Regions from separate parts of the Homo sapiens genome. Here all the other regions are linked to region 5. The links are chromatin contacts, found by Hi-C in ENCODE. All regions are on one chromosome and are shown on one strand. The core of a region is the stretch at or near the end of the contact, and the rest is flanking DNA. Distances in the headings are between cores, read along the strand shown. Region 1 holds the start of GM2A (ganglioside GM2 activator). Region 2 holds the start of UBLCP1 (ubiquitin like domain containing CTD phosphatase 1). Region 3 holds the start of HMGXB3 (HMG-box containing 3). Region 4 holds the start of ATOX1 (antioxidant 1 copper chaperone). Region 5 holds the start of GEMIN5 (gem nuclear organelle associated protein 5).

Region 1 (4,459 bases), core at 233-2,732, 3.7 Mb before region 5:
GTGTACCAATGTCATGCCCTCAGATTTAAAAAAAATTTTTTAATTTTTTATTCTTTTGCCACCTCCTTGTCGCTGGCAGTGCCCCCCAGTTATGCACAAGCACAAGCTCTGGGTCTGCAGTCTGAACCCCCGGCCAGGCCACGGGTGTCTTATCAACAATAGAGGAAACGAACAGAACTTTGTAGTATTTTTGCAACTTTTCTGTAAACCAAAATAAAAAGTTTACTTTAAAAAAGATGATCAGGTGAGTTTTAAATTCTACACATGCATTCATGTACTCAACAGATTGTCTATTATGCATCAGGCACTGGGTATAAATGAGTGCCTGCATCATGATGCCACCCCTTGTGTAGTTTACAATCCTGTGGTAAATTGGCGGTATTGGTAACAACATCCCTGTTTTTTCTAAAAGCAAATCTCCAACTAGTATATTAACCTGACAAAATCTTGGCTGATGGGGTGTCTAAAAAGAAGTCTTGCTCTATTCCTTCCTAGCTGTGCGACCTTGGCAGAGCTAACCTCACTGTGTATCAGTTTCCTCAGTGCTAAAATTGGGGAAGAAAAAAAAAAAGCATTCCCTTGTGCGTCCTTAGCATGCTTTCAAGCAGTTACTAAATGTTAGTTTTTATAACGGTTATAATTATTAAAAAGATACGGATTCGTGAAGTCAAGAGATCAAGACCGTCCTGGACAACACGGTGAAACCCCGTTTCTACTAAAAACACAAAAATTAGCTGGGCGTGTGGCGCGTGCCTGTAGTCCCAGCTAGTCGAGAGGCTGAGGCGGAAGAATCGCTTGAACCTGGGAGGCAGAGGTTGCAGTGAGCCGAGATCGCGCCACTGCACTCCAGCTCGGGCGACAGAGCGAGAGTCCGTCTCAAAGCAAAAAAAAAAAAAAAAAAGACACACATATGGGGAAGCGTAACATGGCAGAGAGTCTGACATTTTTGTCCGGAAGGACTTGGGGATGAAAACACTGAATCCGCGGTTTCCCAAAGGTCCTTCCAAAGGTGACGGCCCCGGCACGAGTTCACAAACCACAGCTCCGCCCCATCCCCTGCCCGGCCCCGCCCTTCCCAGGAGCTCTGCTCCGCCCCGCCCCCGACTCCGCTCGGCCCCTCCTCGCGCCACGCCCCCGCCCCTCCCGCGCGCGCAGCTCCGCCCCGCCCTCGTGATCCCGCCCCAACCTCGTGCTAAGCTCCCTTCCGTTCCAGCCGCCTTCAGCCCCGCCGCGCTCAGTTCCGCCCCTTTCTCTTCCAACTCCGCCTACGCCCCAGAGAGGGAAGGCCTTGACACCTACGCTAGAGAGACAGGCTCCAATGAAAAGAGCGAGGGGGCGGAGCCGGGAGGAATCGGTCCAATTCTCGGCCGGGAAGTCTCTGGCCGGGACGGGGCAGGGCGAACCTGCCAGTGACTGGACTCAGCTTCTTTGCGTAACCAATACTGGAAGGCATTTAAAGGCACCTCTGCCGCCACAGACCTTGCAGTTAACTCCGCCCTGACCCACCCTTCCCGATGCAGTCCCTGATGCAGGCTCCCCTCCTGATCGCCCTGGGCTTGCTTCTCGCGGCCCCTGCGCAAGCCCACCTGAAAAAGGTGAGTGCACCCTCTTTTAAGAGTCTGTTTGCAGCCTCCTGGCCCAGCTACGGGTGTGCGGGTCTGGCTGAGATATGGGGGTGGCCACTCCGTTCTCTAGAATTGGTTCTCTGCACTAGAGCCTTCCAAAGTAACTAATTATGGGATTCTGGTCTGTACAATGAGGGTGGCCTCTAAAGACTTGTTCTGCTCCAGGCCCTTTTTGGAGAGATTAATCTCACGTCTGCACTCTCCTGCCCTCCCTCCAAGCGCCGGAGTGAAAATGCAGACAGCCTTAAAACTAAGGCATTGCCCCCAGAGATTCAGTCCTGTTAACCCTGCACCTTACTCCTGACCCCCACTCCTTATGTCCCCCATGATAAGGCCTGCTGCCTCATCTCTTCCCCTGCTCGAATGCCCTGAGGTCTTCCTGAGAGTTGGGAGGGTTTGAGAGCTTTTCCAGGCCAGAGGATCCAGATTTGCCCATCTGGTGACAAATACCCAGGCCTGTGACCCCGCTGCCCTTGGTTATGAGCCACTGAGACAACAGTCCCCGTACCCTCCAAGCTTCCTCCTTCACTTCTCATTGACACCGCTTCTTCCTTCACTTCTCATTCACACCGTGCTGCAGATCCCTGGGAAAGGGAAGTTCTGTAATCCCTTCACCTGAAAAAGCCTCGTTCCTGGCTTATTGCAGCTAGCCCAATGTCTTTCAGATTCAATCTATGTTGTTGCAAATGACAAGATGTTCCCCCTTTTAAAGGCTGAATAGTATTCTGTTGTGTATATATGCCACATTTTCTTTATGCATTCAATTTGATGGATAATTTCTTCATCAAGTGTCTGTTGATGGATAATTTCTTTATCCATCAAGTGTCTGTTGATGGACACTTAGGTTATTTCCATATCTTAGCTATTGTGAGTAATGCTGCAATGAATATGGGAGTGCAGATAGCCCTTCGAAATGTTGATTTCAGTTCCTTTGGATATATACCCAGAAGTGGGATAATGGCTCATATGGTAGTTCTGTTTTATTATCTCATTTATATGCGGATTCTAACCAAGTTGAACTTACAGAAGTTGAGAGTAGAGGTGGGGTCTCACTCTGTCACCCAGGCTGGAGTGCAGTGGGGCGATTGTAGCTCACTGCAGCCTTAAACTCCTGGGCTCAAGCAGTCCTCCCACCTCAGTCTCCTGAGTAGCTGGGACTGCAGGTGTGGGCCACCAAGTTCTGCTAAGGAATAGGCTTTGAGATTTATTGCACACCAGGGTGACTATCGTCAGTAATGTATTATATACAGAAGCTCCTTAACTTTCCATGAGGTTATGTTCTGATAAACCCATCATAAGTTGAAAATGCATTTAATACAGCTAACCTGAGAATCATAGCCTAGCCTACCTTAAACATGCCTAGCCTACCTTAAACATGCCCAGAACATTTACATTAGCCTACAGTTGGGCAATATCATCTAACACAAAGCCTATTTCATAATAAAGTGTTGAATGTCTCATGTGATTTACTGAAGACTGTACTGAAAGTGAAAAACAGTATGGATACTAAAAGTACAGTTTCTACTGAATATTTATCACTTAGGCACGATTGTAAAGTTGAAAAATGGTATGTCAAACCATTGTAAGTCAGGAACTGTGTGCATTTCAAAACAACTAAGAGAATACATTTCACATTGCAGTGTACCCCATAAATGTATACAACTATGGTTTGTCAATTTAAAAAAAACCCAAGACCAGGTGCGGTGGTGCACACCTGTAATCCCAGGACTTTGGGAGGCTGAGGTGGACAGATTGCTTGAGCTCAGGAGTTCAAGACCAGCCTGGGCAACATGGTGAAGCCCCATCTCTGCAAAAATACAAAAATTAGCTGGGCGTGGTGGTGTGCGCCAGTATTCCCAGCTACTTGAGAGGCTAAGGTGAGAGGCCCAGCTACGCCTGAACCTGGGAGGTCATGGCTACAGCTGAGATTGCACCACTGCATTCCAGCCTGGGTGACAGAGTGAGACCCTATCTCACAAAAAAACCCCAAAAACAAAAACCCGATTCCATTGCCTCTTGGCTGCTAGCTGTGGTCAAGACATCACACATTTCTGGTAGCAAAGGGATAGGTCCAACCCTGATCCCCTCCCTTCTACCATCTTGGAAGTGTTTGAGAGTGAGGAACAGTGCTGTGTAGGGGAAAGCGGGTGATACTGAAAGCAGGGAGGCTTGGCTTCTGATCATTCCCCTGTCTCAATCCATGGATTTCCTGAGTCTTGTTCTCCTCATCTGTAAGATGGGTGTGATGGTGCCAACGTGCATCTCGGGGAGTTGTCGGTGAAGGGAAATGCATTCATTGATGGAAAATTTCTAAAATCAGAAACAAATAAAGCCATATAAATCTGTGGGCTTGGCCTCACTCTGCCCCCGAGGCAGAAAGTCTGTTTTGCTTGTTGAATGAAGGAACGTGGACCTTTTGACTTCATTTGCCTGGAGAATTTATACCTTGTTCCTGAATGTTGGCTGAGAATGCTTCTCTTGGCTCCAGGGCTGGCCGCTATGAGGTGGAGTCTGGCTAGAGGCTGCTAGCTCACCCTACAAACTTGTTGTATATGCTGTGGGTATGGATGCCATCTCAGACTAGGTCTTAGATTGGCAGTTTTGAAGAGGCCCTGAGACATTATAAAGGTCACTCAAAATCACACAGCACCTACATCTTCTTGGGGCTCATGTGATTCAGAGCCCTGACCTTGAGTCCCTGGGCCAGATAAAGATGGGGGTGGGGGGTGACAGTGAATGAACATCAGGAAACCTGAATTTCAGTTCCTCTTCTAGCATAACTGATCTTGTGACTACAGGCTGTGATGGGTGTTAGATAACAGGGGAGGATATCT
Region 2 (4,340 bases), core at 1,572-4,071, 4.3 Mb after region 5:
TAAGTTTCCTGAGGCCTCCCTAGCCCTGTGGAACTGTGAGTCAATTAAACCTCTTTTATTTAGAAATTACCCAGTCTCAGGTAGCATCTTTATAGCAGTGTGAAAACTAATATGCTTACAATATAGTGGGAGAGAATGTCACTAAAGAAAGAATATTTCCAAGAAGTATACAATTATAGATTATGTCAAGTTCAGACAACTGTAAACAATGTTCTGAATATCCATCTGTGAAAGGAAAGGGTGATGGCTATGATGGCAAGATACCATGGCATGTTTATTATTGATGGGAATGAGCCAGTAGAAAGAGGTTAAAAATACAAGAGCAAGAGAAGGGAATCCTGGATTTATAGAAAGCTTCCTTAGAAGGAAGAAGCCGGAGAACAAGTTAAAGGGTTGGCTTCAAATAGAAGCGAACTGCCTCAACTGAAATAAGCAAGAGTGAGGATGACTGAAAATATACCTTAGTTTGTAGATTCAGAGGTTTGAAGAATTGCCAAAATATGGGACAATGTCATCTGCCTAGAGCAAAGGAGTATATTGGAAGTTCTGAGGTTTGAAGAGAATGGAGTTTTTAAGTAGTAGTTTGGGGAAAGCATGCTGAATAGAGAAGGGCAGTAACTGGGCATGCTTCATTAAGAACCTGTATTCTGTCATGTGGGGCAGATTCTAAATATTTTCAGCTCTCTTACTGCAGGCAAGATAAAGGCAAAGGAGTAGGTATTAGAAGAGAGAGACAAACTTCTAGAGGGAACTAAATTTTTGAAGAGGATTGTCTTCCAACTGGGAAGAGAGGGAAAGCTTTTTGAGGGGAGTAGATCTGAGCTGGGCAAGAGAACACACTTGCTAGAGAAAGAAAATGGCCAGAGAGAGAAAAGGGGAGAAAAAAGTCTGGGGGAGATGGAGATAAAAGCAGAGTAGTGGGGGATTTCTGGCCTAGGTGCAGGAATGTCCTTTTATCTTCCAAAGTAAATGTGGTCACAGTAATATTAACAGTTTGTCATCTGATGTTGTGAAATTGTTTCCATATATTATTTAGACTCTCAGACCTGACAATCTATGGAGGAATTCCCAGGCATCTTTAGCTGCTACAGAGATGCATGAATGAAGGACAAGTATATTATCCTCCACACATTAGAAGAGAGGCTCCAGGGAGCAACAGGAGGCAAAAGTTCTTCTTTTCTTTTTTTTTTTTTTTTTTTTTGAGATAGTCTTGCTCTATCACCCAGGATGGAGTGCAGTGGCATGATCTTGGCTCACTACAACCTCCACCTCCCAGGCTCAAGTGATTCTCATGCCTCAGCCTCCCGAGTAGCTAGGGTTAAAGGCACATGCCACCACACCTAGCTAATTTTTTTTATTTTTAGTAAAGACTGGGTTTCACCATGTTGGCCAGGCTGGTCTTGAACTCCTGACCTCTAGTCATCTGCCTGTCTTGGCCTCCCAAAGTGCTGGGATTACAGGTGTGAGCCACACTGTGCCCGGCCAACATTTATCATTTGTGTTGAGACTATCCCAACCTTTCTCCTCTATTTTGAAATACAAAATAAATTATTGATTACTATAGTCACCCTACTGTGCTGTGGAACGCTACAACTTATTCCTTCTGTCTAACCATATTTTCGCTCCTTTTAACTTCTCTTCATCTCCTTCTCCCTCCTTATCCTTCCCAGCCTCTGGTAACCACAATTTTACTCTCTATCTCCATGGAGTCAACTTTTTTTTAGCTCCCACATATGAGCACCAAACTTCAATGTAAGACCCAAAACTATGCAGCTATTCCAAGAAAACGATTTGAGAAAATGCTTGAAAATGTTGGTCTGGGCAATGATTTTTTTTTTTTTTTTAATTAAGACTTTCTGAAGAAAAGGGCATACTTTTCACTGAAAAAGTTTGAGTTTTTTAAATGAGCAGATACTCATGCATTACTAGTGCAGCCAAAAATTATCAAAAGTAGGGAAGAATGCAAAATAGCGTGTGCCTCTTAACTAAAGAACTGTTAAGATACAAAACTTGGCTCTTTGCTGCCTTTCCCGCACTGCCAAGAGGGAAACATGAATTAGTTACATTGCCGTGGTGCTCACTGGGAGTTCGCTGTATGGACCAGATGGGTACTGCTCCGAATTTCCATTCAAGTCTGACATTCTTTTGTCAGCGTTTGTGTAACCGGTTTTCCTTGCATTCAGAGGAAAGACAGCATGGAAGTATGGATGGGAAGGTTGAGACGATTGGATACTGTATGGTAACCTCGATCGCAGCTCTCCTATGAGACTTGCTTCTTGGATTCTGAGTCACTTAAGCTTGCCCCTTCTCTTTCCTGACCCTCTTCCGTTTCCCCTTAGATTGGAGATTCTCCTCAGATTCTAAGTCTCTGAAATTATTAGTGTTGGCAGCCCCTGGGCCCATGGAGGGGTCTCAAGTCTTCAGTTCTCAAAGATCACCTTTTAAGCTTCATTCGGAACATGACACAGCCACACGAGTCCTAGCCCTGAATCTCACGAAGACCTCAGTACACCTGGAAAAGGCAGCACACCCAGTTACGACACTACTAGAGACGTCACACGCCTCAGCACCCATCCGCTCCCAGCCCAGAACGAGCGCACGCGCAGAACGAGAGAGCGGCCACCCAGGGATCGGCGCTATCTGCACAGCGGTTACAGTCTCGGAAAGGCCTGGCTTCTTCGTGGCTTTGTGGAGATCCCTTACAGCGGCCATTTGATTAGCACCCGAAGAGATTCAAAGGAAGCAGTTGTTCCGTCCCCAACATATTTCCGTTTCAAACCACCCACTTCCGGTTTTTCAGCCGGTTCCGGTCCCGCCCTTCACTTCCGGTCGCTTTCGGTCTCTCAGCGGCCGGTTTCTGCGTCCGCTGCCGCAGGTTCCACCGCGCTCCAGGTGAGGGGTTGCGGGGCACCCTGGCGCGCTGCCCTTGGAGACGCTGTTGGGGCTCGGGGACAGTGGCTTTGCGGCCCGCGCGGCGTGGCTTGCACTGCGGCGGGCTGGGGATAGTGTCTGTCCTAGTCTGACGCCCAGGCCCCTAGCCCCGGCCCGCTTAGTCGCGGGGGCCGCTGTCCTCCCATCCAGCAGTCTAGCCTATTTGGAGGGCTTTCTGTTTCCCAGTGGGTTTTGCGTCCCCAAACTTCATTCCTCCGTCTTCTCAGGCTTGTCCATCCCTCCCCTCAACCTCCTTGTTGAAGGCATCCCGGCCTTTTTGGTTCTGGAGCCTCCACCTGCCTCCTAATGCTCCCCTAAGTCAGTTAGCACAGCCCCCGACCCTGCACCACCTCGCAGTTGTTGCTGGTGTGCGGTTCTCGCCGGAGTTCTTAGTGCTTCACGGTTATCTTTTGCTGGGATTGTTGAAAGTTAACCTCCCGTTAATTCCCAAAGTGTTACTTTTACTGCTATACTTTAAAATTTCTTCATTTGCCACTTTTTAGGTTTGTGGTCCCGGGCAAGTTTAATTTCTTTTCAGGATTCTCATTTGTATAATGAGGACAACAGCTGTTGGTTCAGGATTGTGAAGCTTCAATGAGATAATTGTTTAGCATGTTTTTATTCCATCATGAACACCATTTGTATTGTGTTTTACAGTTTACAAAGTGCTGTCACAGGTGTTACTTCATACCTTAACACTACTCCTGTCCAGTGAATATTAGTAGCCTCATCTTGTTGAGAAGACTGAGGCCAAGAGGTGGATTGACTAGGCAAAGTCAACACAGTATGTTAGGTAGAACTCCAACCTAAACAGCTATTCTTGACCCTAGGTTGACCATATGGAAGTGTATTCTTTGCTTGCTTGTTTGGGTTTGCCAACTTCACTCCTCCCCACACCCCAAATCATTTTTCAGCTTATAAATCTGATGGGATCTGAAATGATACAAAATACTAAGAAAGAAGGTTAAATGTGAAAGCAAAATAGCTCATGCATTTATATCACACTGCTTCATTGGTGTGAACGGTCTTAATGATGAAATAAGGTTCAGTAACTTTTAAACAAATCTTAAAGACATATGCATTTACAATTTTTATGGTGTTTGTTTCGCTTGGCCCTTTAAGGCATTTGCCAACTTGGAATTTCCACTTGTGGGATAGGTGCTTCGTAACGTTTTTATGCTGCTTTATTAACCATATAGAGCCCATGCCCTCTGGCACATTTTTTTTAAGGCTGAAAACATTGAAGAGCCTGTAGTACTGACTCTCAAATTTGAGCATTCATCAGAGGTGAGGAGGACTGACCTTGTTAAAACACAGATTCCTAGGTCCCTTCTCTCCACCCCAATTACATTTCTACCAAATTACCAAGTGAGGTCAATGCTGTTCGTTAGCCCAGGGACCATGCTTTG
Region 3 (4,897 bases), core at 1,180-3,679, 4.9 Mb before region 5:
TACAGTCCCTCTCTGGGCCTATTTTCTTTTTTTCCTTTTTTTTTTAATACATATTTTTGAAAAGTCCCATGGTTGCAAACCACAAGCCCAGATGATGCCTAAGGTCCTTCCAGATTTAAGTCTTGGACCCTAGATAGGTGCTTCAAACTCAAATGCCTTTAGGGGCCAGGATGGTGGCGTAAGTGAGTGAAACAGGGATTGAAGTATTTGGAGAATGGTGTGGTGTATCCTGTCTAGAAGTATTCAGAATTTAAAACAAACAGTCCCCCTGCCCTACGCTGGTCCAACAAAACATGATCCAGCAGTAGCAGTTTTGGGTAATTGCCTTCGTAGGCATTTTATCATGAGAATCCTTAAAGGACAAGAGAACCTGCTGTGACTTTATGCTATGACTGTCCCTTCTCAAGGGTAGATTTTTACTATCACCTCCATACATGTATCCATCCATTCATGACATGTACTATGTATTAAGCAGTATGCTTGATGCCAGCCATACAGAGATGAATGGAGCATAGTGCCCACCTTTGAGGAGCCTACCAGGGAAGACAAACACTAGAGCATGTGAAAACTAAATCAGAGGTTACGGAGTACTACTGGAACATAAATGTGCAGATAATCAACTGGAATGGAGCATGGATGGGCAGTGCACTTCAAAGAGGGAATAATATGGTGGGCCTTAAAGAATAAACAAATAGGAACTCATGAGATGAAAGGAAATATTTAACATGAAAGGCAATGAAATACTATATAGGAAATAGAATGTCCTGGTCAGGAACAAAAAATTCTTTGGAGAAGAAAGCAAGGACCAAATCACAGGAAGTCCTAGTCAGGTTTCTAGCTTGCTTTGGGGGCATTAAGAGGCTTTTGACGGTTTTTTGGTTTTGTTTTTCTGGAATGACATGATCAGATTTACAATATAGTCTTTTGGTTGCAGGGTAGAGAACCTAATGGGTAAAGTTGATTTTCCTAAGAGATGGCCTTAAATCTGAAGATAAAAGCAGGCTAAACCAGTAGGCCATATACAGTTTGGATGTTAATTTGAGTGCAATAGGAAGCTATTGAAGGATTTTAAGGAAGGAGAGATGACTGCTGTGTAAAGAATGGAAGGGTATCAGAGAAAAAAGCAGGAGTCCACATGAGATAATGGTGGCTTGGATTAGAGTAGTAATAGAGAGATGGTGAGTAGTAGTCAGTCTGGGGCTATGTTTTTGCAAGCCCTGTGCTGGACCGGATGTGAGGTGAAGGAGGAGTCAAGGATAACGCCCAGGTTTCTGGTTTGAGCACTGAGGAATCCAGCAGATGATGGTGCCATTTACTGAGGTGGGAGGATCTACTGCGTAAACCTCATTTGTTAAGCACTTTACTTGCTTAATATTGCTTACTTGTGGCAGGGCTGGGATTCAAACCCAGGAGGCTCACAACAAAGCTAGCACTCCAAACACTACAGAGTGCTATATAGCTGGTTCTGGGAACTACTAATATTGAGAGGAGACATAGAAAGAGAATGAAGCAAGAGCCAAATCAGACAAGTCTTGGTCAAGCTAAGACGTCTGAATTTTATTTTAAGTGAATGAGACACTGGAGGGTTTTAAGCAGGGAGTGACTTGATCAGACTTACAGTGCAAAATGATCAATCTGACTGCTTCGTGGAGAATGGATTGTAGAGGGGATGTGGGGAGAACTACATCAGTCCAGGCAGGAGATGATGGTGGCTAGAAGGTTGGTGATGGCGGTAGATGCAGAGAAGTAGGCAGACTGGAATACAGTGAGGGTTGTGCGGGAACTTGTACAAATGTGGACAACTTGTGACACTGGAGAGAAAGGACAATCCAATCCAATCCCTATTTGATTTACGGAAGCTCTCCATACGGTCATTCAGCTCAGCTTGAGTCACTCCAGGAACTCACTACCATCACTATTCGTGGGCCAGTGGGAGAGACGGATTGAGGGCAGATCACTGGAGTGATGAAGGCGCTACTTGATGCGGCACTACGTATGAACCCGATCCTGAATGAGAGGGAAAGACTGAGACAGGCTGAGGTCAGGCCTTGAACGTCGTGCTGAGGAGAGGGTGGTATTGTAGGCTTCCCAGCGCCCGACGTGGCTCTGAAAGGTGAGGCGGGGCCTAGATCCCTCACGCTCAGCACAGCCCCGCCCCTGTTACCTGAACGCCCCACAGCAGTGCCCGGGGGCTGAGCGGCCGGGGCGTCCCACCGCCGGCAGCCACAGCTTCCTCCTCCGCCCGGGACCTCTGGCCGGAAGCAGTCCGTTCGCCTTACTAGACCCGCTCCAAGCCTTTGAGCAGTTCGTGTGGGTCCGCTCCCAAGCTAGGGCTGGGCTGTTGCGCTTGCGCCAGGGGTCGCATGCAGTCACGCGCTGCCGACCGCTTCCGGTGCGCCGCGAGGGCCGCCGGGACGGGTCTCCCTGGCGATCCGTGGTGTGCCGCTACTGCCGGTGCAGCCGCCAAACCGGTGCCTCGGTGACGACCGTGTCCCTGCCGTCTTCCTCGAGCTCCCCGGGGCTTGACCCCCGGGGCCCTCGGCAGGCATCGGTGAGGAGCCTGCGGAGCGAACCTGTGCTCCTATTCTTGCCCTTCAGGACCCCATATCGCGACTCCGAGGAGGGGAAGCGAGAGGGGCTGTCGCGACTCCGCGCCGTGTGTCGCCGGGCGGGGCCGCGGGGCCGGGGCTCCTTCAGCCCCCGGGATGCGCGCGCGAGCCCTCGCCTCCACTTCCTTGTTGCTGCTGTCACGACTGGAGCCGCCTCTCGCCGACAGCGGGGAGCGCGAGTGCGCCAGCCATCCCCCTCGTCCAGCCGCCGGGCCAAGCGCCTCCGGGAATGTGAGCGGCGCAGCTTGCACGCTCCTCCGGGTAAGTCCCGCCTTCGAGGGCCGCGCCGAGCCGCTGGGCGACCTCGAGTTGGATGCTGCGGCTCTCTGAGCCTCTACTGAGTCTTCCACAAAGTAGGGCCACTGAGCCTTAGTGTCCTCCTTCCGCAATCCGTATGGGACATTCGGATGTCCCAGACGTCTTAGCTTGACCAAGACTTTGTCTGGTTTGGCTCTTGCTTCATTCATGACCCAGAATGAGGGAAAGGAGCTAGCCCAGAGTCAAACTGTGGCCCATGGCTGAGCCCTCAAAGGCAATCTCGTGAGATTCCAAGGAGGATCTGATGGGACAGAGAAAGTGTCTCGCATATTTCAGGTATTGACCTTAACTCTGTTTTACAGATGAAATAACGGAGACTTAGGGTAAGTAGATTGCTTAAGGTCAGAGGTCCCCGTGCTGGTGCGACTGGTGTAGTCTGTACTAGAACCCGGATTTTCTGTCCTCTAGAGCCCTTCGTTTTTAACCTTAAATTGTCCTGCCTTTTTTTGCATTGCTATACTGCTGCCTCGAGTCTGATAACAAACTTGTACTCAGGCTTAGAACAGGGTAATAAAACAAACAAAACCGTAGGGTGTTGTCTTCCTGCCCTCAGCCCAAGGTGGCTGTAATGAGTGTTTCCTAACCCGTTTTGCGCAGGGTGCTTAGTACCCTATATGCCATTCATTACAGATGCTCTCCTGCAGTTACTGCCCTTCTCCACAAGGCTTTCAGCCGCCCAGAAGTCAATTCAGGGCAAAAAAGCGCAGTCCCCACGTAGCCTTGATTTGAACTACTGCTTCCCTTATCCTTTACTGGCCTATTGCTTACCCAGCCAAGTTGTAGACTGTGTTCTCTTCCTGGGTTGCACTATGGCAGTTAGAATGTAGGTTTTTGTTTTGTTTTTCTTTGTTAGTTTAGTTTTTGTTTTTAATAGGAAGAGGAATCATTTAGAGATGACAGAGAACTAGGAAGAACCTAAGGAATAATGTGTGCTTTACCTGGGGTATATCCTGAAAATTATAGGTGAAATACAGTGTGTCTGCAATTTCTAGGAGAGGTTTTTTGTTGTTGTAGTTGTTTGTTTTTTTAAGCTTTCGCAACATTGTCAAAAGAATTCTTGCCTCCAAAAGACTAGGAGCCACTGGGTTCATCCTTTTCTCACAGTAGAAACAGTTGAAATTTAGGATGTGGAATAGACTTCTCTGAGATCATAAGGTTAGAGTTTAGGTCTCTTGACTCCACATGCAGTGCTCATTATACCTTATTTGTGGAGTGAGGTCTAAATGAGAGGTGTGTGGGCTTTGTACTGCACGTATCAGTCCCATATTTACCACCACAACTGCCTCTTCCCAGAATTCTAAATTTCCTCCTGACAGATTTTCAGGGGCAACTATGTTATTTCCTCTTGTAAAATTCAAGTGGTTTCTGTGAGCCTTTCTCCCTCCAAGGATTGAGACTTGTGGTAAAAGTCCAATTTAGAACTTGGCTACAAAAAAAACTAACTCTTCTTGAACTGGTTATTAAGTTTTTTATGCCTCTTTTCCTAGACATAAAAGCTGTTAGTAGATTCTCTGTTTTTTAGCCCAGCACCAGAGAGCTGATGTTGGTTGGTCAGATGACTGTTTAGATCTGTGCTGTCTCTAGCTCCTAGCATATGTTGCTATTTCAGTTAATTACAATTGGCCAGGTGTGGTGGTGGCTCATGCCTGTAATCCCAGCACTTTGGGAGGCCAAGGCAGGAGGATTGCTTGAGCCTAGGAGTTTGAGACCAGCTTGGATAATATAATGAGATCTCATCTCTACAAACAATTTAAAAATTTGCCAGACTTGGTGGTGCACATGTGTAGTCCCAGCTACTTGGGAGGCCAAGGTGGGAAGATCACTTGAGCCTGGGAGGTGGAGACTGCAGTGAGACAGGATCTCATCACTGCACTGCAGCCCAGGGGACAGAGTGAGACCTTGTCTTAAAAATAAATAAATTTAAAAATAAAACTAATTCAATTCTTCAGTCACACTAGCCATATTTCAAG
Region 4 (4,687 bases), core at 858-3,357, 3.2 Mb before region 5:
ATGCAGTGGCACGATCACGGCTCACTGCAGCCTCAACCTCCCAGGCTCCAGCAATCCTCCCACTTCAGCCTCCCAAGTAGCTGGGACTATAGGCACGGGCCACCACGTCTGGCTAATTTTTTGTATTTTTTGTAGAGCCAGGGTTTCATCATGTTGCCAAAGTTGGTCTCAAGCTCCTGCATTAAAGTGATCTGCCCGCCTGGGCCTCCCAAAGTGCTGGGATTACAGGCGTGAGCCACCATGCCCGGCCTCACCTGCCTATAGCTCTAGCCCACCTGTCCTACGTCTACACAGGAGCTACCATTTCTTGGGGACTAGATATATCAGTGGCTGTGTGACATATTTTACTGGCATTTTTCCAGTTAATACTAACAACAGTCCTGTGAGGTCAAAGTTTTTGTCCCTATCTTACAGATGAGGAAATCAAGGCAGTGAGATAAAGCAACTTGCCTGAGGTCACCCAGTTGGCAAGCTGGGGCACAGATTTTCAGAGGTTTCTGGGATTCCAAACCCTGTGCTCTCGGGCATTTGTCTGAGAAAACTCTCAGGTAACACACTCTTCCCCTTCCAGTATGTGTATATAGATATATTTTTTTCTTCCCTTTCCAGTTTTGAGGAAATCCCTTGACTAACACCCTCTTTCCTTCAGCTGTTATCTTGTGGTACATGGTGCCAAGTGCCCTCCTCATTCCCATCATCTGCTCCAGAGGGTTTTTTGTCAAAATCCCCAGAAGATACAGAATACAGTGATGATCAAGCTAGCCTTTTCCTCATTGCCACCCCCCACAAAAAATCCTGGTGGCCTTCACTCCCCAAGCCCCAGGGCAATTAATACTGTCTTCTACCATTGCCACAGGCTGACTTGCCCAACTGGTAGGGCTGATTCTATCAGATTCCTTATCCATACTTTGTTGTTGGAGGATTTGTCTCAAGGCACCTGGCAAGACCCACAGGAAATGACACCTGAGATGTCAGTGGCTCTGCCCAGGAGGCCTCAGGCTCACCTGCCAGCTCCCTAAAGACAGGATGCAAAGACACATGGCAACTGTGGGATACCTCTGGGTATCCACCTGGCCCAGAGCCATGAATTAGGCACCCTGAAGAAAATGCTAAACACCACATGACCCTAACCAAGATGCAACTGAGATCAGAGCATCTTCCCAAGCCGGTGTGACTGCTTTTGCCTGGCACCTCCCATGTGGTCAGGCCTGGAGAGATGGGGAGCCTAAGGATAAGGAGCTGAATCCTGGCTCTGCCAACTTCAACACGACCTGGAATAAGTTACTGGGCTTTTTATATTTTTATCTGCCAAAGGCCTCAATTCTTTATATAAAAAACGAGGCCACGAGCAACAATATATGTGATAAGACTGAGTGATCTGCAAAGGCAGGCTAAGACTGACTTCCCAGACACAGCCACTGAGCAACTGGTGACTGTGCGGGGGGGTTCCTGAACCTCTCTGGGGCTCATGGGTTCAGGCTGAGAAAGTGTCTCCATTCAGTGTCGCCCAGAGTTGATCTGAAAAGTAGGCCAGAGTGGGCAGGGAAATTAAGAAAAGCATGAACCTCTGAAAACCTGCCCGGTCCGTGAGGAAATAACCGGGTCCACTCCCTTGTCCAGAGCCTCCCCACCGCCCTCCTTCAGGCCAGCTCCGCGGGCAGGGCAGCCAGGAGGAAGGCTCAGGGACTAGGCGTCTCAGTTCCCGCTGGCCACCAACTCCCCCATCCCCTGCCCCCTCTCTGGTTCTGTTTCTCTGTGTACGCAGGGAAGGTGTGGGCTTGTCGCCCCTGGAGGCCTTCCAGCTCCGACGTTTTGAAGCCTGGCTCCCAGATTAAACTCCCTTCGGATCCCATTTTCTGAAGGGTCGCAAAAGCTGGGGGCTGGGTGGGGTAAGCTAGGGGACAACAGCGGCTCCGGCCGCCGCCTGAGCCCTTCAAGATCAGCATCCGGTCAAGCGGCTGTGCAGCCGAGAAGCAACCCGGGACTGCAAGTCTGCGTGGCGGGGACGGCGCAACCACTCACCGGCATGACTGAGGCAGCGGCGGTGTGGCGGCGGTGTGGCGGCGGTGTCAGCAGCGCCTCTCTGGATTCGGAGGGCGGGTTCGGCTGCGCTTCCGAGAGTGCGCACTAGAGGCCTGGTCCCGGAGGCCCCTCCCACTCCGGGCCCGGCCGCGAGGGAGGCTCCGCCCCCTCCAGTCCTGATCCCTGCCGGCCGCGCCGCCTCCTTTCTGCGGGCCGGGCCCGTGGTCACCCGGCCTGGACGGAGAGAGGAGGTGAGAGGGGCGCTGCGTTGGCCTCCATCGACTGTCGGCCTTTTTCAGAACGCCTACTTCGGGTCAAGCTTGTGTTAGGGAATGCCAGAGAAGGGCACCGCCTTGAACAGGACATCATCCATCCATCCCTAAAAGGACAGTTTCACTCATTTATTCACCGAGTCAATTTTTATTAAGCGCCAGCCAACGAGGACGCAGCGGTGGAAGAGCAGCAGCAGGAGGCTGCGAAGGACGCAGGCAGTGATAGTGCAGGGTTAGCAGAGCTGTTGTGACAGAGGAGGAAGGGCCCTGACTGCAGTGGGGTGGGGGCGGTTGTGGAAGAGAGGCGGCCTGGGGAGAAGGCAATAATCTGGACCTCGGTTAGCCTTTATCGCCCTGTTACAGGCTTTGTCTCTAAATACAGTCGCATTGGGGGTTAGGGTATCAACATAGGAATTTGCGGGGACACAATTCATGTCCATGTCAGAGTTCAGTCCCTAGCAGAGCCATACTGACTAGAGTTTTAATCTCAGCCCTATCATTTATTAGCCATGTGACCCTGGGCAGATGAACTTACCTCTCTAAGCCTCAATATCCTCACGTATAAGATGGGGACAGTTAAGGTCACTATACAATTTTTTATCTGAACCTTTTGCTAGAGAAAGGAGATGCTATTAATAATTTTGCCAGGACAACAGGCAAACACCATGACTGTTTCAGGCAAACAACGACACATGGTTCCCTCCAAGAAACCTACTTTGCAGTATTGTTGGAATACATGTAATGTGTGCAAACTTCTTAATACATTGCTTGGCACATGGTAGGCACCAAAAATATATATAAGTATTCTCTAATTGCTAGGCCCTCTGTTGGCCTCCCTGGCACTGGGTCTTCCGCTGCTCACAAAATACCCCTTAACCATTCATCCCCTACCCAACCTGCCAGGAATTCCCTAAAGATGGAAGGGAAGGGGGCGAGGAGGAGAGGGAAAGAGGGTACTGGCACATTAGGTCCTGTACGGGCAAGGCTTAGCATCTTGGTAGTCCTGGGTACAACTGTGCCCTGGGGCTAGGGATAGCTAGATTGCCATGAGGGAAGGCGGAGAGTGGACATGAGGGAAGGAAATCCTTCCCAAAGCAACAGTACACAGGGCGAACCACCCACGGCATGTTTTAGAGAATTAGGGGTATGGGTTGGGGGGATGGCTAAGCCTAGAGACAGCAATTTAAAGAGAAGACAGCTTTATAAAGATCTGTTAAAGATCACAAATAAAGACCTATTAAAGAGGAGAAGAAAATATGCCAGACTGTAGTTCCTGCATAAATATATACATACATTCCGTGTATTTACATTAAAATAAGCATGAAATGAACCACAGCCAATGTTACTAGAAGTTATCTTGGATAAGTGTAGGATTTGCAGGTGGAATCCCAATGTACCTACTGTTTAATTTTCAAATAACACAAAGTAGCGTACAGTGAAAAGTAGGTCTTCCTCCTACCCTGACCTCTCCTTCTTAAACAAAAGGCATAGTATACACAGTTTTGCATCCTGCTTTTCTCACTTTATAAAATATCTTAGAGATTATTCCTGGGCCAGATGCAGTGGCTCATACCTGTAATCGCATTGCTTTGAGAGGCCTAAGTGGGAGGATCACTTGAGCCCAGGAGTTTGAGACCAGACTAAGAAACATGGTGAAACCCTGGCTCTACAAAAAATACAAAAATTAGCCGGGTGTGGTGGCATATGCCTGTGGTCCCAGCTACTCAGGAGACTGAGGTGGGAGCATCACTTGAGCTCAGGAGGTCAAGGCTGCATTGAGCCATAAGTACACCACTGCACTCCAGCCTGGGTGACAGAATATGACCCTGTATTTAAAAAAAAAAAAAAAAAAAGATTATTCCTTAATAGTACATATCAACCCTTTTCTTTCTTAGCTTTTTTTTTTTTTTTCCCCGAGATGGAGTCTTGCTCTGTCGCCCAGGCTGGAGTGCAGTGACGTGATCTTGGCTCACTGCAACGTCCGCCTCCTGGGTTCAAGCAACTCTCCTGCCTCAGCCTCCCAAGTAGCTGGGATTATAGGCGCCCACCACCATGCCCGGCTAATTTTTGTATTTTTAGTATTTTTAGTAGAGACAGAGTTTCACCATGTTGGCCAGGCTGGTCTCGAATTCCTGACCTCGTGATCTGCCCACTTTGGCCTCCCAAAGTGCTGGGATTACAGGCAATGAGCCATCACTAAGCCAGTGAGCCTGGGAAATGGGCATATAGAATCCCTGCTTTCTGGCTGAAAGTGTTGTTGCAAGGATAGGAATGTGCACACTGTAGGCATGTATAGATGGTGGGTTCTTCCTGGTGTAATCTACTTCTAGACCCAGCCTCCTGGGATGACCCTTTCTTTGACAGATGCTGAGGAGTTTAATTCTTTGCAAAGA
Region 5 (4,516 bases), core at 1,651-4,150:
GGGAAATTGCTTAAGTCTTCAAATTAGAGAAAATAGACATCTTTCAGTGAGAAGTACATGAAATGGTGAAAGAAACGGGGATGTATATTCAGGCAGCTCATGTGAAACAACCTTGGTGATCAACAAGGAAACAGATCCCAATGCCGCATCACTTTCCCAATCTAAAGGGAGCGCTCAGAACTAGAGAGACCCAGCAAAGTCATCTGACACCTGGGAGTTCATGTTGTATCAACGGGCAGTAGAGAAAGCGAAAAAGGTGAAAGAGGACATTTCCTACACGTAAAGGTTGATTGGAGGAGTTAGATCCGAAAAACGAAGAAAGTACAGTACCATGGAAACCAAGGAAACAAAAACGGAGTGGCAGAGACAGTAAAGACCTGGAGGAATAAATGATGCCAGGGGCTCAGGGGGAGTGGTTAACATCTGTAGATGGTTTCCTTTGAGGAATAAAAGGACAGAGAAGGTAAAGAAAATGCAAAACACGATCATAAACAAACAAAAATCATCAATACAGATGGCATAGTACTTACCCAATGGCTACTAAATCTTCATGATGAGGTGAACAAGTAAGACAGAAAATTGTCCTGGGTTCTATAAAGAGGTGCTGGCTGTCATTTCTGTTAAACCAGTAACAGAAAACTACTCCTTTTTCATCCCCAGATACTATTAAGTCCTTTACTCGAGGAGACCAATGTAATGTTGATATCGTATGCTTTAAAACAAAACAAAAATTTGTTATTGTCAATGCTGAAGTTCTACTTAATTTTTAACTTGTATCACAAACCAGCATAATGCTACATATACACATTAAAAGTAATTAATACGGCCGGGCGCGGTGGCTCACGCCTGTAATCCCAGCACTTTGGGAGGCCGAGGCGGGTGGATCACCAGGTAAGGAGATCGAGACCATCCTGGCTAACATGGTGAAACCCCATCTCTGCTAAAAACATAAAAAAATTAGCCGGGCGTGGTGGTGGGCTCCTGTAGTTCCAGCTACTCGAGAGGCTGAGGCAGGAGAATGGCGTCAACCCAGGAGGCGGAGCTTGCAGTGAGCCAAGATCCCGCCATTGCACTCCAGCCTGGGCGACAGAGCCAGACTCCGTCTCAAAAAAAAAAAAAAAAGTAATTAATACTTATTAGTAGTACTTCTATAGCAACACGATATTAACAAAATGGTGGGAAGATTTAGACTACTGGGGATCAAATAATCATTAAAAATTTTTTAAATAGCTTAATGCAAAGTTCTTATTAAGTAGGTCTTTTCCTTTGTTCTCTCAAAAGGCAGGTACATCAAGTAACTATCTAGCTTAGAAATGAGTTTCATTCACGCATTTACAGTCTATATCAGGAGTCCATTTGTATCAATAACCAGAGGGTAATTGTTTTAGACCTTGTGGGCCATACCATGCCTGTTGCAACTACTCAACTCTTGTAGCATGAAAGCAGTCATAGACAATACTTAAATGAATTAGTGTGGTTGTATTCTAATAAAACCTATTTGCAAAAACAGGCACAGAGCAGTTTGCCAACCTCTGGTTTGTATATATCTCCTTTCAAAAAAAGTTGAGACATCTTACAATATAGTTTCTTATCTAATTAATGAACACAATTACAAGTTACTTTGCACAGATGAGCTAGCAAAACTAGCTTGCAACAGAAGAACCCTCAGCACAGATAGATAAAAACGGTTTGAGAAACCAGTAAGCCATGGTACCTGATGGAGTGCATGTTCTGTCACAACTGTTTTTGTCTCTACATCCCATATTTTCACAGTCCCATCGTCGGAGCTGGTGGCACAGAGGTTGTACTGACCAGGGTGATGAGAAAATGTGAAGCCAGAGACCCTTTCGGTGTGTCCCACCAACTCTCCTATGACTTTAAGCAAAACCAGACGCTAGGTTAATCGAAGTGCTATCCAAGGTTCCTGGCAGAATCATACTGTTGTTGGATGACAAGTGAGCAGATGCTTTGGAGTTACTTAACCCATGGTATAACTGAAACACCGACGGACTTACACTCAGAATTCCCAAGTGCTGATATTGGCTGTGCCACGTGACTTCGAACAAGTCTCTGAGCCTCAGCTTCTCAACTGTGAAATGAATGTTGATATACCTTGCTCTGCTTAGTTCACAGACTGGAAAGCAGCTCAAATAATGTGAAAGTGACTCTTATTTAGATGTGGCCAGAATAAATCACCTGGCATGTCATATCCTAAGGCACAATCAAAGCCTAGTTTGGAGCCTGAAAGCATCTGGTTCAACCCATTCATCTTACAGTAAGGAATGCCACACGTTGCAGGATCTTGCTTAGGGCCTGCAGCTGTGGTTAGCCCCCAACCCCAGGAAGGCTCCCGGGGGGCTGGCGCGCACCAGGCTGGGCAGGGGAGCCATATAAATGGCCGAGACTATACAAGGCTAACTTTTCAGTAAGCAAGCGGCCCCACGTGGAAGCTCCAGGAGGCGGGACCGCTCGGCCACAGCATGGTGTAGCTCATTAGGAGACCAGAAGCAACTCAGCTTAGTGACTGTGGGCTGCCTCTCCTCCCAGCCTGGGCCTCAGTTTCCCTAGCTGTAGAAAACGGGGTGGAGTCGTCCACTCGGCGCCCCTGGGGAGCGTACAAAGGGCAGTAAGTCTCGGGCCCAAGGGTGGTGAGTTACCTCGAAACGGGGGTGTCCCTGGACTCTCGCCTGCGCCCGGGCCCACGCGGACAAGGAAGACGGAGGTCCGCGCGGCGAAGCCAAAGAGGCCCCCGGGCACGGCATCGCTGCAGCGGGCGCAGTACCAGTTGGGGGAGGGCGGCAGCGTCCGCGGCTCCTGCCCCATAACTACAAGCCGTCAGAGACAAGAGAAGCTGCCACAGCCGACCGCTCGTAGCCTCACGCCTTAGGTAGGGAGCGGGGCGGGGTGAACTCCGAGCCCCGCCTTCTCGGGCAGTCGCTACGGTGCGCGTCGAGGCCCAGCCAGCACCGCGCGTTGCGTTCCCGCTACCGCCGGGCTGGGAAGGGCGGGACCACGCGTGCTGCACTGGCCCTCAGTACCTAGCCCGCGGTAGGAGGTCCGCCCCAACCCTGGCTAGGGTCAGGTGCTGCCTGAGCACAGCCCCGAGGTTAAGCATTCTCACTTCCCACAGAAAGGCACAAAATTAGAGGATTAGACTAGTGGAACCACCGCCCCAGGCTACCAGTTTATTATTTGGAGCTGTTCAACCACTATCCCGTCCAACGTTTTTTGAGCGCTATGTGCCAGGGCACTTTGCTAGTTGTGGAGGTGTTTTAAAGATATGCACAAGAGGCCGGGTGCGGTGGCTCACGCCTGTAATCCCAGCACTTTGGGAGGCCGAGGCGGGAGGATCACGAGGTCAGGAGTTAAAAGACCGGCCTGGTCAGCATAGTGAAACCTCGTCTCTATTAAAAAACAAAAATAAAATAAAATAATAAAATAAGCCGGGTGTGGTGGCAGGCGCCTGTAATCCCAGCTGCTCGGGAGGCTGAGGCAGGAGAATCGCTTGAACCCGGGAGGCGGAAGTTGCTGTGAGCGGAGATCACGCCACTGCACTCTAGCCTGGCCACACAGCGAGACTCCATCTCAAAAAAAAAAAAAAAGTAAAATGCAACAATCCCTAGACAACAAATACTAGGGAGGCTGAGGCAGGAGAATCGCTTGAACCTGGGAGGCGGAAGTTGCAGTGAGCAGAGATTGCGCCACTGCACTCCAGCCTGGGCGACATTGCGAGACTCCATCTCAAATAAAAACAAAACAAAACAAAAAAAGATATGCACAAGAGGCCACTTAACAAAAATATTGTTGTACCTGAGTGAGTTAGAGAAAACGCCACACTTTGAGACGAATTAAGAGTCCATTTGTTTAGCCGGTGGCCAAGAGATGGCTAACGCTCAAAGTTCTCTCAGCCGGAAGAAGAGGCTAGATTTTCTTTTATACTTTGGTTTAGAAAGGGGAGGGGAGTCTAGTTAAAACAATTTTACAGAAATAAAGTAGGCAAAAAGTTAAAAGGATAAATGGTTACAGGAAAGTAAACAGTTCCAGGTGCAGGGGCTTTAAGACTATTTATTACAAGGTGATAGACTGGGGGCTTTGGGTGCTATCAATCAGACGAATTCCTGGGAATTGCGGATATTGCTCGCCACAGTATCTTATCAGTTAATTGCATCTTGGATGTGCTGGGAGTCAGCTTGCACAAGTTAAGTTCTTGAGGAAGGGGCTGCCAGTGAAAGAGCCAAGATGGAGTCTGTCTGGCTCTCTTAGCTAAGCAAGAGTCAATTCAAGTGGAAACAAGGCTAGGTGATCAGAGGAAAAAGGGAGAGTCTAAAAACAGGGTTAGTAAAAACAAGGTTGGGCATTACAATATGGAGTCCGGGAGACAGGCTGGTGTGAGCTGTGATCGAGCCACTGCACTCAAGCCTGGGCAATAGAGTGAGACCCTGTCTCAAAAAAACAAAACAAACAAAAATATGAAAGTACGAATCTGGAATTAAAAAGGGAAAGAACAGTTTCTGCA

What was found. A loop is a pair of places that touch in the nucleus more often than their neighbours do. Pooled maps may share reads with other maps.
Region 1: a pooled map shows a loop between it and region 5 (11-fold over the local background). The contact joins the promoter of GM2A here to the promoter of GEMIN5 in region 5. A Hi-C loop is called at or near these places in 2 of 37 single-sample maps with no recorded cell type and 6 of 50 pooled maps.
Region 2: a pooled map shows a loop between it and region 5 (20-fold over the local background). The contact joins the promoter of UBLCP1 here to the promoter of GEMIN5 in region 5. A Hi-C loop is called at or near these places in 6 of 50 pooled maps.
Region 3: a loop to region 5 is called in a pooled map, with 12 times the contacts of the local background. The contact joins the promoter of HMGXB3 here to the promoter of GEMIN5 in region 5. A Hi-C loop is called at or near these places in 5 of 50 pooled maps.
Region 4: a loop to region 5 is called in a pooled map, with 4 times the contacts of the local background. The contact joins the promoter of ATOX1 here to the promoter of GEMIN5 in region 5. A Hi-C loop is called at or near these places in 5 of 50 pooled maps.

The regions. Positions count from the first base shown.
Region 1 is chr5:151,251,703-151,256,161 of GRCh38, forward strand. GM2A (ganglioside GM2 activator) reads left to right here and starts at 1,483. Exons shown (of 4, transcript NM_000405.5): 1 at 1,483-1,595. The coding sequence starts at 1,515. RefSeq lists a silencer at 1,094-1,443.
Region 2 is chr5:159,260,469-159,264,808 of GRCh38, forward strand. It overlaps UBLCP1 (ubiquitin like domain containing CTD phosphatase 1), which reads left to right and starts at 2,822. Exons shown (of 11, transcript NM_145049.5): 1 at 2,822-2,892. RefSeq lists enhancers at 2,047-2,554, 2,389-2,458, 2,489-2,798, 2,555-3,062.
Region 3 is chr5:149,998,310-150,003,206 of GRCh38, forward strand. HMGXB3 (HMG-box containing 3) reads left to right here and starts at 2,430. Exons shown (of 20, transcript NM_014983.3): 1 at 2,430-2,870. TIGD6 (tigger transposable element derived 6) reads right to left here and starts at 2,345. Exons shown (of 2, transcript NM_030953.4): 1 at 2,165-2,345. RefSeq lists enhancers at 1,569-2,357, 3,245-3,324 and a silencer at 2,085-2,164.
Region 4 is chr5:151,756,524-151,761,210 of GRCh38, forward strand. It overlaps ATOX1 (antioxidant 1 copper chaperone), which reads right to left and starts at 2,108. Exons shown (of 4, transcript NM_004045.4): 1 at 2,023-2,108. The coding sequence starts at 2,028. It overlaps ATOX1-AS1 (ATOX1 antisense RNA 1), which reads left to right. Exons shown (of 4, transcript XR_007059008.1): 3 at 415-548; 4 at 1,766-1,837. RefSeq lists an enhancer at 1,147-1,276 and a silencer at 2,047-2,296.
Region 5 is chr5:154,935,311-154,939,826 of GRCh38, forward strand. It overlaps GEMIN5 (gem nuclear organelle associated protein 5), which reads right to left and starts at 2,901. Exons shown (of 28, transcript NM_015465.5): 1 at 2,658-2,901; 2 at 1,715-1,875; 3 at 531-712. The coding sequence starts at 2,823. RefSeq lists enhancers at 2,397-2,988, 2,580-2,759, 3,150-3,199.